Linked DNA regions of Homo sapiens: region 2 is linked to region 1. Evidence: read pairs that join two places in POLR2A ChIA-PET (ENCODE). Cell type or tissue: A673. All regions are shown on one strand. Each heading gives the region's core, and the rest is flanking DNA. Links, peaks and the distances in the headings are about the cores only. Region 1 overlaps SLC39A11 (solute carrier family 39 member 11). Region 2 overlaps VCF1 (VCP nuclear cofactor family member 1).

Region 1 (5,381 bases), core at 268-5,267:
CCTGTGGGCCATGGGTTGGGCAAGCTTGCTGTAGACTTTGCTGGGAGGTAGGGGCAAAGAGGAGCGGCCCTGGCTTGGCCTGGGAATCTATCCAGTCTGTTACTCTTAAGCACCCTACAGCAGCTCAGATGGAGGGAGAGGAGCTTCAGGAAGCCCCTGCAATGTGTGCTGGTCTATCCATTCATTCATTAATAACAGCTGCCTCCTTGTCCCTCCTCTAAGGCTGAAACATATTTCTAGAAAGAGTTTAATCCACTCCTTGCCTTGGGGCCATGCTGTAAACACTTGGGATAGATGCCTGCCTATCCCACATTTAAAGATCTCTGGGGACAGAGCAACCCTGAGACAGAGCTGGCAAGGGCGGCCAGGGCTGTGGATTTGTCAGCCAGGGACCAGGGGACAAAGCCTTCTGTGTTGCTCTGTGCTGTTAACTCCACCGCATGTGATTCATCTTACTTGGCAGGGGATGGGTAGCTGAAATCCTGAAATCACTAGCTTTCGGGTTTGCTACCTACATCCGCCCCTCTGGAGGCCCTTTTCAGCATCTGGGGTTTGGTAGAGACCCACACCAAAAAAATCAGTCCACGAAAAACCTCAACACAGGAGCTGGCCTCCTCCAGAGTGGTACTTCTGGTACCTGACTTATGGCAAGATAGATCAGGGGTTTCTGCAAGAACAGAAGCTCTTGGGAGACGAAGGTTGAATGTGTAATCTTGGTTGCCAGTCAGCCTGCCATCGTGCGCCTGGGGCGAAGGGACATGATGCTGCTGGCTTCTTTGGCGGGAGATGGGCAAAGTTTGGGTCAGCATCTTTGTTAAAATCCGTATTTCACATCCTGTGCTTGTTCTACTGCATTCTACCAGGACAAAGAACTTGACTGCAATTTTATTTTTTAATAGTTTTCCATTAACAGTTGGGGTGGAGCGGTCATTTTAAATCTCAGAATCATAAAGTCATTTCTATCTAATCTTTGGGCAGTAAGTACAGCTGCTTCTGAATCACATACAGTTTGAAGGAAACCTAAAATGCCAGGAGGACATTTAACTATTTTTATATACAACAGCCAACATCTGGATGTATTCAGTGGTTTCTGAACATCTCCAAGATACACCGCCATGAAAGGCGGGGCTGGGGACTGCCAGGGAAGGGACACAGGAGTCAGAATGCACAGCCCTGCCCCCAGGGTCCCCAGGCCTTAATGAAGGAGACAGAACAAGCAATCCAAGGCAAGGGCAAGAAAGGGGTAAGACAGAGGTGGGGCTGTGTATTAGTCCGTTTTCACGCTGTTCATAAAGACATACCCAAGACTGGGCAATGTACAAAAGAAAGAGATTTAATGGACTCACAATTCCACGTGGATGGGGAGGCCTCACAGTCATGGCAGAAGGTGAAAGGCACATCTCACATGGCGGCAGACAAGAGAAGAGTGACAGCCAAGCGAAACGGGTTTCCCCTTATAAAACCATCAGATCTCCTGAGACTTATCCACTACCATGAGAACAGCATATGGGAAACCACCCCCATGATTCAATTATCTCCCACTGGGCCCCTCCCACAACATAAGGGAATTAGGGGAGCTACAATTCAAGATGAGATTTGGGTGGGAACATAGCCAAGCCATATCAGGCTGACACACGTGGTACACGTGGGCCCTGCACAACCTGCAGCCTGAAGCTCCACCAAGCTCAGATGGGACGACGTGCTTGGGGGCCACATTCACCTTCCATCACATTCCATCCCAGTGGCAGAGCTGGGAAACTTTGGAAGAACTGGTCTCATTTTGCAGTTCTCACCCAGATGTTTGGCATGGTTTTGGCACTGCCAACAATGCCTTCCAGGAGGTTAAAGACCTGGAATTTCGCCTGAAGAGAGGGAGGTGTGGAGGAAGCTGATCAAGCCTCAGAAGTGGGGATCTATGGAGGACAAAAACTAGCTCCGCTCTCCACTGAGGAGGGCACACAAGGACGTGGTGTTGAGGGACCATCTCCTTGTGTGGCGATGCTAAGCAGGAAGGCTGTGGGGCCAGAAAGAGCTCTTTCAAGAGATAGTGAGTGATGCAGTTTAAAGAACAGAGACCTGGCTAGGCATGGTAGCTCATGTCTGTAATCCCAGCACTTTGGGAGGCCGAAGTGGGCAGATACCTGAGGTCAGGAGTTCGAGACCAGCCTGGCCAACATGGTGAAACCCTGTCTCTACTAAAAATACAAAAATTAGCCAGGTGTGGTGGTGCATGCCTGTAGTCCCAGCTACTGGGGAGGCTGAAGCACAAGAATTGCTTGAACCTGGGAGGCGGAGGTTGCAGGGAGCCGAGGTTGTACCACTGTACTCCAGCCTGGGAGACAGAGGGAGATTCTGTCTCAAAAAAAAAAAAAAAAAAAGAAAAAGAGAAAGAAAGAAAGAGAAAGAAAAGGAAGGAAGGAAGGAAAAGAAAAAAAAAAAGAACATAGACACGCAGAGTGTGGTGGCTCACGCCTGTAATCTCAGCACTGTGGGAAGCTGAGGTGGAAGGACTGTTTGAGCCCAGAAGTTAAGTTTGAGACCAGCCTGGGTGATATAAAGAGACCCCATCTCTATAGAATGTTTAAAAATTAGCCAGCTGTGGTGGTGCCTGCCTGTAGTCCTGGCTACTCAGGAGGCTGAGGTGGGAAGATTGCCTGAGCCTGGGAGATGGAGGCTGCAGTGAGCTGTGATCACACCACTGCACTCCAGCCTAGGTAATGGAGTGAGACTCTGTCTCCATAAAATAAAATAAAAAAGAACATAGACATTTCTCAGGGTGGACAGATCACTAACCTTGGATATACCAATCCACATGCTCTCATAAACTCGCAAGCTAACCCTATCTTCCTGTGTTCTACTGAGTCCAAAGATAGGAGGCTACTGTTTTTTTCTTTAGGCAGCACCTAGCACAGTGGCTGGCACATAGTAGGCCTTCAAGTGCTTGAAGCATGTACTACCTAGGGTGGTGGTCTCAACCAGGCCAATTTGGACCCCTAGGGAACAGTGGGCAATGTCTGCAGACATTTTTGGTTGTCACAACTAGGGGGAAGGCATCTAGTGGGAAGAGGCTAATGCACAGGGCACCCCCCGCCTACAACAAAGAATTATCTACCAGATGATCAACAGTGCCAAGTTCTAGAGACCGACGGTCTTCCACTCTACCAAATGAGTCATCAAAGTACACGACAGTGCCAAGTTCTAGCAGTCATATTTGCACAAAAGCAGGAAGGGTCCATGGGAGAGTATGGGAATTCCTCTTTTCCAGGGAATTTTAAGAGTGGATTCCAGCCAGGCATGGTGGCTCACAAATGTAATCCCAACACTTTGGGAGGCTGAGGCGGGTGGATCACTTGAGGTCAGGAGTTCCAGACCAGCTTGGCCAACACGGTGAAACTCCGTCTCTACTAAAAATACAAAAATTAGCCAGGTGTGGTGGTGCATGCCTGTAATTCCAGCTACTCAGGAGGCTGAGGCAGGAGAATCGCTTGAACCCTGGAGGTGGAGGTTGCAGTGAGCCAAGATCACGCCACTGCACTCCAGCCTGGGTGACAGAGTGAGACTCCATCTCACCAAAAAAAAAAAAAAATGGAAGAAAGGAAAAAAAAAATTGATTCCCTCTGTCTTTGTGGGGTTGGGAGTCAGAAAGAAAGAAGACATAAATGGGCTGCCTGATCTCCTAAGCTCCCTTACCGCCCCATCACCAGACACCAGAGCTGTCGGTTGGCAGGTCTTCATCTGTCTGCCTCTTCCTCCCACTTGGGTTTATTTTATAGGCTTTTCCTGAGATATTAGGGGGTTTCCATCAGGAGTGGATCCCTTCCAAACCACAAGGCAATGAAAAGTCCTGCATGTGGGACTGATGTGCTGGTGTGTATGTGCTTTAGGAGCGAGAAAGACAGCAACATAAACCCTGTGCATCAAAGCCAAATCCCTCTACACTCAAGTTCCAACTTGCAGAAATTTTTATAGCCAAGTAATGATATGCAAAGCTGATGGCCTTTTAATTATAGCAGTTCCGTGTGGGGAGAAATAGGAGAACTATTATAATAAGGAGACACAGTAAGCAAAAGAACACCTTTGAATGGGCATTTTCTTGCTGGGGTAAAGGTAACATGGGGGGTTGGGGGGCGATACCCCACAGGGTTCCAAGCATGTCACCCACATTCTTTGTCTTGACAATATGCCCGTGAAACACACAGAGTAAGGTTTCCTGCCCCCACTTTTCTGATGATCTGTTTCTCCATGGCCAAACTGAAGTCCAGACAGATTCAGTCCTTAAATCCATTTTGGAAAACTGTTAACATCCATGGCCAACCAAGATCAACTCAGAGTTTTCAGAAACCAAGAACCTGAATGAACATAGGAGATGTTTAGCTATCTTCTATCTCAGTGTCTCTTTGGGAGAGGCTTAGAAATTAATTTCTCTGTTTGATGATCCCTAAACAGAGGAACCCACCTCAAAATAAGACAAACTGTTGGCCGGGGGTGGTGGCTCATGCCTGTAATCCCAGCACTTCGGGAGGCCGAGGTGGGTGAATCCTTTGAAGCCAGGAGTTCAAGACCAGCCTGGCCAACATGGTGAAACCCCATCTCTACTAAAAATACAAAAATTAGCCGGGCATGGTGGCATGCGCCTGTAGTCTCAGCTACTTGGGAGGCTGAGCCATGAGAACCACTCGAACCTGGGAGGTGGAGGTTGCAGTGAGCTGCGATCATGCCACTGTACTCTAGCCTGGACGACGGAGTGAGACTCTTTCCAAAACAACAACAACTATTATTTTTACCAGAGCATACCTGCTATTTGCCCAAACACTGTATGGAGCATTTTAGACATATCAACTTGCTAGTTCATGTAATCTTCTTATGGGAGATAAACTATTATCATCCCTCACTGACAGATGAGGAAACCAAGGTACAGAGATCTCGATTCACTTGTTCAAGACTATGTAGCTAGTAAATCGCAGCACCTCGATTTGGACCTAGGAAGTCTGACTTCAGGGTCCTTGCTCTAATGTGGTGCTAGGCTCCCTTTCTGGAGAACAGCTCCCCAGTTTTCCCATCATTTAGATTAAAGAAGTCAAAGATGCGGCTAGATTCACTGGTCCTAAGGAATAACAGTAAAGATGAGGATGTATGTTGACAAATCCCTTTTATTTGATACGCTTTTCAGTGGGTCCTGCAAGGCCCTGAATTTTATGGTAGACTCTATGCATAAAGTGATGCTGTCCCTCAAAAAAGCCAAAGCGCCATCTGTGTGCATTTTATCCACAAACCAATGGAATCAACCATGAAGGACCAGGGGTATGAAGGTCCCCTCTCATACCTTAGCATGACCTGGCAGTTCCCTGGGGGGTCCTCTTCCCCTCTCAGTCCATGTGGTT
Region 2 (5,381 bases), core at 1-5,000, 510 kb after region 1:
TTGTCAATGAGATCATGTAAGCTGCTGACTGACCAAGTTTGTAGGACAAAAAGTCATTACATATTACTTTACTTGCAGAACTGTGCCATGTTTCCTACTAAAGTCTGAGGTGCAGACTCTGGTGGAATAGTGACACAGAAGTTATCTGGGTATACAAGAATCTAAAAGACATTCTCTCTGGAAATACAAATATATAACAAAGAGTAGAGACTATTATTAGGGAGTGTGCTTCACTGACAGTCTGAATTGGATCTGATTGTTCTCCTGTTACACAGGAGAGAGTACTTTCAATAGAACATCTACATACTGAGAGGTAGTATGGCAGTTAATTTCAGTGCAAGACTGAATCAAGCTTCCTATATTTTGGAAAAAAACTTATGTTTTTTCATGGAAACTAGATACTCTTTACTAGTTTATTGAATAAAAAAAATTGAAGATCCCGCATTTTTAAAAGGCCCTTTACATAAAGTAGAGTTTCTAGTTGACAGATTTGGAAATCAGTCTGAATGGGACATACTATGGATTCAACACACAGAATGAGTTTTCCTCAAACCACTACCTTGACATAGATTTGATACCCTCCCTCAAAAGAATCCTATAAAAAATTGCTTCAAAGCCCCTTTGAAATTGCAATAGTGCAGCAAAACCACAAGTAAACAACTGCCTGTTAACCTGTTATTTCAAATATAGACTGAAAAGCCAACAGGCATTTTTCGTGTGCAATTTTTCTTTTAAAACAAGTTGTAAGTTGAAATATCAAATCTGCACAGCGCTGTCCCTTCACAGAAGGCAAGAAACTGCCGGCACATCATGTCAGAGGCCGCCCTCGGTGCTGTAGGCTGTGGAAGTGGGCCTCCCTCAGGGTCTGGTTGATGTGGAAGTAGAGGCCTTGGCACAGCGCGGACTGCTCGGGCACGGGCTGAGGCGTGTTAGGGCTGGATCCGGCCATGGTCTGGCTCAAGCTGCCTTCCGGCCCGCTGGCCCTGTCCGGGCTATTGATGCTGCTGCTGCTGCTGCTGCTGCTCCCACCACTGTCACTGCCTGAAGACTGGAAGGAAGAAGAAAGAAACAGGGTCACAATAAGGCTGTTTTGTTTAAGAGCTTTACTGTGGTTTCATGTACAGCGCTCTATTAAGAGTACCTTTCCAGTTCAGCTTGAGGATGAAGACATATACTGGGCTTTGGAATTGATAAAGTACGCTCTCCTAAAACGTTTCATCCTCTCCTCACAGCCACCCTGTCAGGCTGAGCAGGGTTTATTGTCCTTAATACACAGCTCTAGGAGGATGGGTCCAGTCCAGGTTCAAGCACGGGCTGCCTAACTCCAAATCCTTTCAACTATATCCTAATTCTTTTGCACATATTCTATACCTGCTTTTCCCATTCATTTCAATAATTTCCAACCAAAGAAGGCAGTTCTCAGCCTCCAAGGGAATGTATGAGTCATTGGGACAGAGTATAAAAAAGGTGACAAATAAGATGGCTTCTGGGTATAAGCGAAGATAAAAACTAAAAGCCTATGCCAATTTTGTGATCATCATAGACACAAAATGGTATTCTGTAACTGCAGGACACAGACCCTGAAAGGACTTTAATAGACTTCTGGTCAAGTTATCTTATGTTGGCATTATTGCAGTTCATATGTACATGTGTGTACATGAGCGTGCCTAACTTTTTCTTTAATGTAACTAACATGACTTGGTGTTTTAGTCATCTTGGAGAGGCTACTCGGAGATCCCTGATAAGAGTCACTTTCATTCTGCAGTTCATGTTTTAAAAAAAAAAAAAAAAAAGTCACTTTCAGAAATTCCCGCCTTCCACCACTAGGACTCTCAAAGGGGAGGGTGACACGAAGGACCCATTTCAGAATTATGGTATTTTACAATTTTTTTTGGAGACAAGGTCTCACTCTGTTACGCAGGCTCGAGTGCAGTGGATCAAGCTCACTGCAGCCTCAATCTCCTGGGCTCAAGCAATTGTTCCACCTCAGCTTCCTAAGCAGCTGGTACTACAAGCGTACGCCACCATGCCTCGTTATTTTTTTTTTTTTTTTTTTTTTAGTAGAGACAAGATCTCGCTATGTTGCTCAGGCTGGTCTCCAACTCCTGAGCTCAAGCAATCCTCCTGCCTTGGCCTCTGAAAGTGCCAGGCAGGAAAGATTACAGGCATGAGCCACCATGCCCAGCCTTATTTTACAATTTTACTATTGCATTTCTAATAAATGACAACCCTGATAACTGAATTGGCAGTACCTTTCTGTGTTTACAGTGCAATACAATATTGTATTCAGCACATGAGAAAGAATTCTAGTAATTAATATCTAGCATATAATTGTTTTTTAAAACTTAGCCGTTTAATACATCCACATTTATGTTCCCTTAGGCAAAGACATTGGTTCTGAAATGTCTGCTTACAACTAGGTAAAGTCTACACATAAGAAAAAAAAGACTGGAGGCCAGGTGCAGTGCCTCACACTTGTAATCCCAGCACTTTGGTTGGCTGAGGCAGGTGGACTGCTTGAGTGCAGGAGTTCGAGACCTGGCCAACATGGCAAAACCCCAGCCTGGCCAACATGGCAAAACCCCCATCTCCATTAAAAATACAAAAAAATTGGCCGGGTGCAGTGGCTCATGCCTCAGGAGTTTTGAGACCAGCCTAGCCAACATAGTGAAACCCCGTATCAATTAAAAATACAAAAATTAGCCGGGCATGGTGGCAGGCGGCTGTAATCCCAGCTACTAGGGAGGCCGAGGCAGGAGATCGCTTGAACCTGGGGGGTGGAGGTTGCAGTGAGCCGAGATCGCGCCATTGCACCCAGCCTGGGCAACAAGAGCAAGACTTCATCTCAAAAAAAAAAAAGGCCAGGCGCGGTGGCTCATGCCTGTAATCCCAGCACTTTGGGAGCCCGAGGCAGGTGGATCACGAGGTCAAGAGGTCGAGACCATCCTGGCCAACAAGGTGAAACCCCATCTCCACTAAAAACACAAAAATTAGCTGGGCATGGTGGTGTGTGCCTGTGGTCCCAGCTACTAGGGAGGCTGAGGCAAGAGAATCGCTTGAACCCGGGAGGTGAAGGTTGCAGTGAGCCGAGATCACGCCACTGCCCTCCAGCCTAGTGACAGAGTAAGACTCCATCTCAAAAACAAAACAAAACAAAAAAATTATCTGGGCGTGGTGGCTCGCGCCTATAGTCCCAGCTACTCAGGAAGCTGAGGTGGGGGAATCACTTGAACCTCGGAGGTCGAGGTGGCAGTGAGCCAAGATTGCACCACCGCACTCCAGCCTACGCAATCGGAATGAGACTGTCTCAAAAAAAATAAAGACTGGAAAGAAAGAACGAAATCACAGTAGTTATATTAGGATGGAAAGATTATAGCTGCTTGACTTTTTCTACACTTCAACTTTTTTGCAATGTGGTTATTATGTATTTTTATTATAAAAATGTATAAATTAAACAAAATGCTGTTTACAGATATATATTTTAAAGTGATTCTTAAAATCCTAGTTCTATCCCTTTTTTGACCAAAAATTACATCCAATAATATGCATATAGATAACTTATCTGAAACAATGAAAACAAGCAATGTTCACAAAGCTGCCATCATTAACAAGACTCAAACCAAGACTTGTGATGGTGCCGAGGCCATTGGAGCTATGGTCACATACCCCAATACCTACAGGTAGCAGGGGACAACCCCTCTTTCTAGAATAAAAAAATAAAAAAATAAAAACCTCATGAAAGGATGATAATGGGCCGGGCTGATGAAGTCAGATAGCAGGATTTGCAGCCAGCTGCAACTGTATTTACTTAGAGGCTTAAGAAGTCAAAGTCAAAAACAAAAATTGTATTCTACAAAGGCGTCTCCTAACCTAGTATAACAATGTAGAATGGCCACTTGCACCTTGCGAATCATGAATATTTAACAAACAGGTCACTACACTCAATTAGAAACCCACCGCGCAGAACGCTTTGTTTCCTCTTAGTCTGTTTTCTTTACTGTTTCTCATTACAGGTACTGTCTGAAAATCAAGGCAAGAACTACAATCAGTTTCTAGTAAGTCAAGTTTTCATCTCAAATTATATCTATTTCGTACTATAATAGCACAAGGGTGATGCTACTCTAAGAAAAGGCAAAAGTTCTTTAAACAGATTAGGGAAGATTTCTGTACATAATTTTTTTTTATTTTTTATTTTTTTTAGGGTTAGGTAGATTTGCAATTTCCAGTTCATTTAAAAAATCTTGGCTGGGCGCGGTGGTTCACGCCTGTAATGCCAGCATTTTGGGAGGCTGAGATGGGCAGATCATGAGGTCAAGAGATCGAGACCTTCCTGGCCAACATGGTGAAACCCCGTCTCTACTAAAAATACAAAAATTAGCTGGGCGTGGTGGTGTGTGCCTGTAGTCCCAGCTGCTTGGGAGGCTGAGGCAGGAGAATCACTTGAACCCAGGAGGCGGAGGTTGCAGTGAGCTGAGATCACGCCACTGCACTCCAGCCTGGCAACAAAGCAAGACTGTCTCAAAAGAAAAAAAAAAAAGTGTTTACTGGGCCTTGTTTATAATGGCTAAAAATTGGAAACAACCTAAATGTCTAATAGAGAATTGGTTTAATTATATTACATCCATTAATATACATATATGATGAAATTCTATTCAGCCATTAGCAATGATCATAGAGACATACATATACTAACATCGAAGTCTTTGGCATCATTTTTTACATCATTTCAGTTCATACTAAGCAGTATATATAGTATATCAGTTGATTCTTAAAATGTTTTTCTCAAGTGTATTCATACATATATTTATATACACCAAAAACAATCTGGAAGGATATATATGACAAAATATTTACGATTTGGATCTTCTATTTTATTTTAAAATTTATTTTCTCAAGTGTCTATCAAAAAACATTTCTTTTGAGGAAGAAACTGATAATGAGTAAGTGAACTAAAGAATGCTACCATGGGCCAGGCATGGTGGCTCACACCTGTAATCCCAGCACTTTGGGAGGCTGAGGCAGGCAGATCACTTGAGGCCAGGAGTTCGAGACCAGCCTGGCCAACATGGCGAAACCGCGTCTCTACTAAAAATACAAAAAGTAGCCGGGCGTGGTGGCGCATCCCTGTAGTCCCAGCTTCTCAGGAGGCTGAGACAGCAGAATCGCTTGAACCTGGGAGGCAGAGGTTGTACTGAGCCGAGATGGCACCACTGCACTCCAGCCTGGGTGACAAAGTGAGACTCTGTTTCAAAAGAAAAAAAAAGAATGCTACTAGGAAACCAAGTAAGGTCTTCAATTACATTTAACTTCAAAATGGAGACTGAAAAGTATTGATACTGCCAATATGATTTTGAGAAGATTGTTTCACCTTAACTACCTCA

What was found. ChIA-PET counts read pairs that join two places held together with the same protein. Peaks named below come from ENCODE experiments on the same cell type or tissue, not always from the same donor. Only the 100,000 strongest peaks of a DNase experiment are listed, where the experiment ranks them.
Region 2: POLR2A ChIA-PET joins it to region 1 with 11 read pairs; 4 of 35 experiments call an interaction of 5 or more read pairs at or near these places.

What each region holds. Positions count from the first base shown.
Region 1 is chr17:72,699,369-72,704,749 of GRCh38, forward strand. The region is part of intron 7 of SLC39A11 (solute carrier family 39 member 11); the gene reads right to left. Among named protein-coding and RNA genes, the nearest start is that of LINC00511, 62 kb to the left of the region's middle. In A673, for the core only: no CTCF peak of the experiment used is centred there; DNase peaks (open chromatin) are centred at 3,133 and 3,853.
Region 2 is chr17:73,208,721-73,214,101 of GRCh38, forward strand. VCF1 (VCP nuclear cofactor family member 1) reads right to left here. Exons shown (of 4, transcript NM_001098832.2): 3 at 3,958-4,020; 4 at 1-1,048. The coding sequence ends at 809. Among named protein-coding and RNA genes, the nearest start is that of COG1, 18 kb to the left of the region's middle. In A673, for the core only: a CTCF peak has its summit at 1,837; no DNase peak of the experiment used is centred there.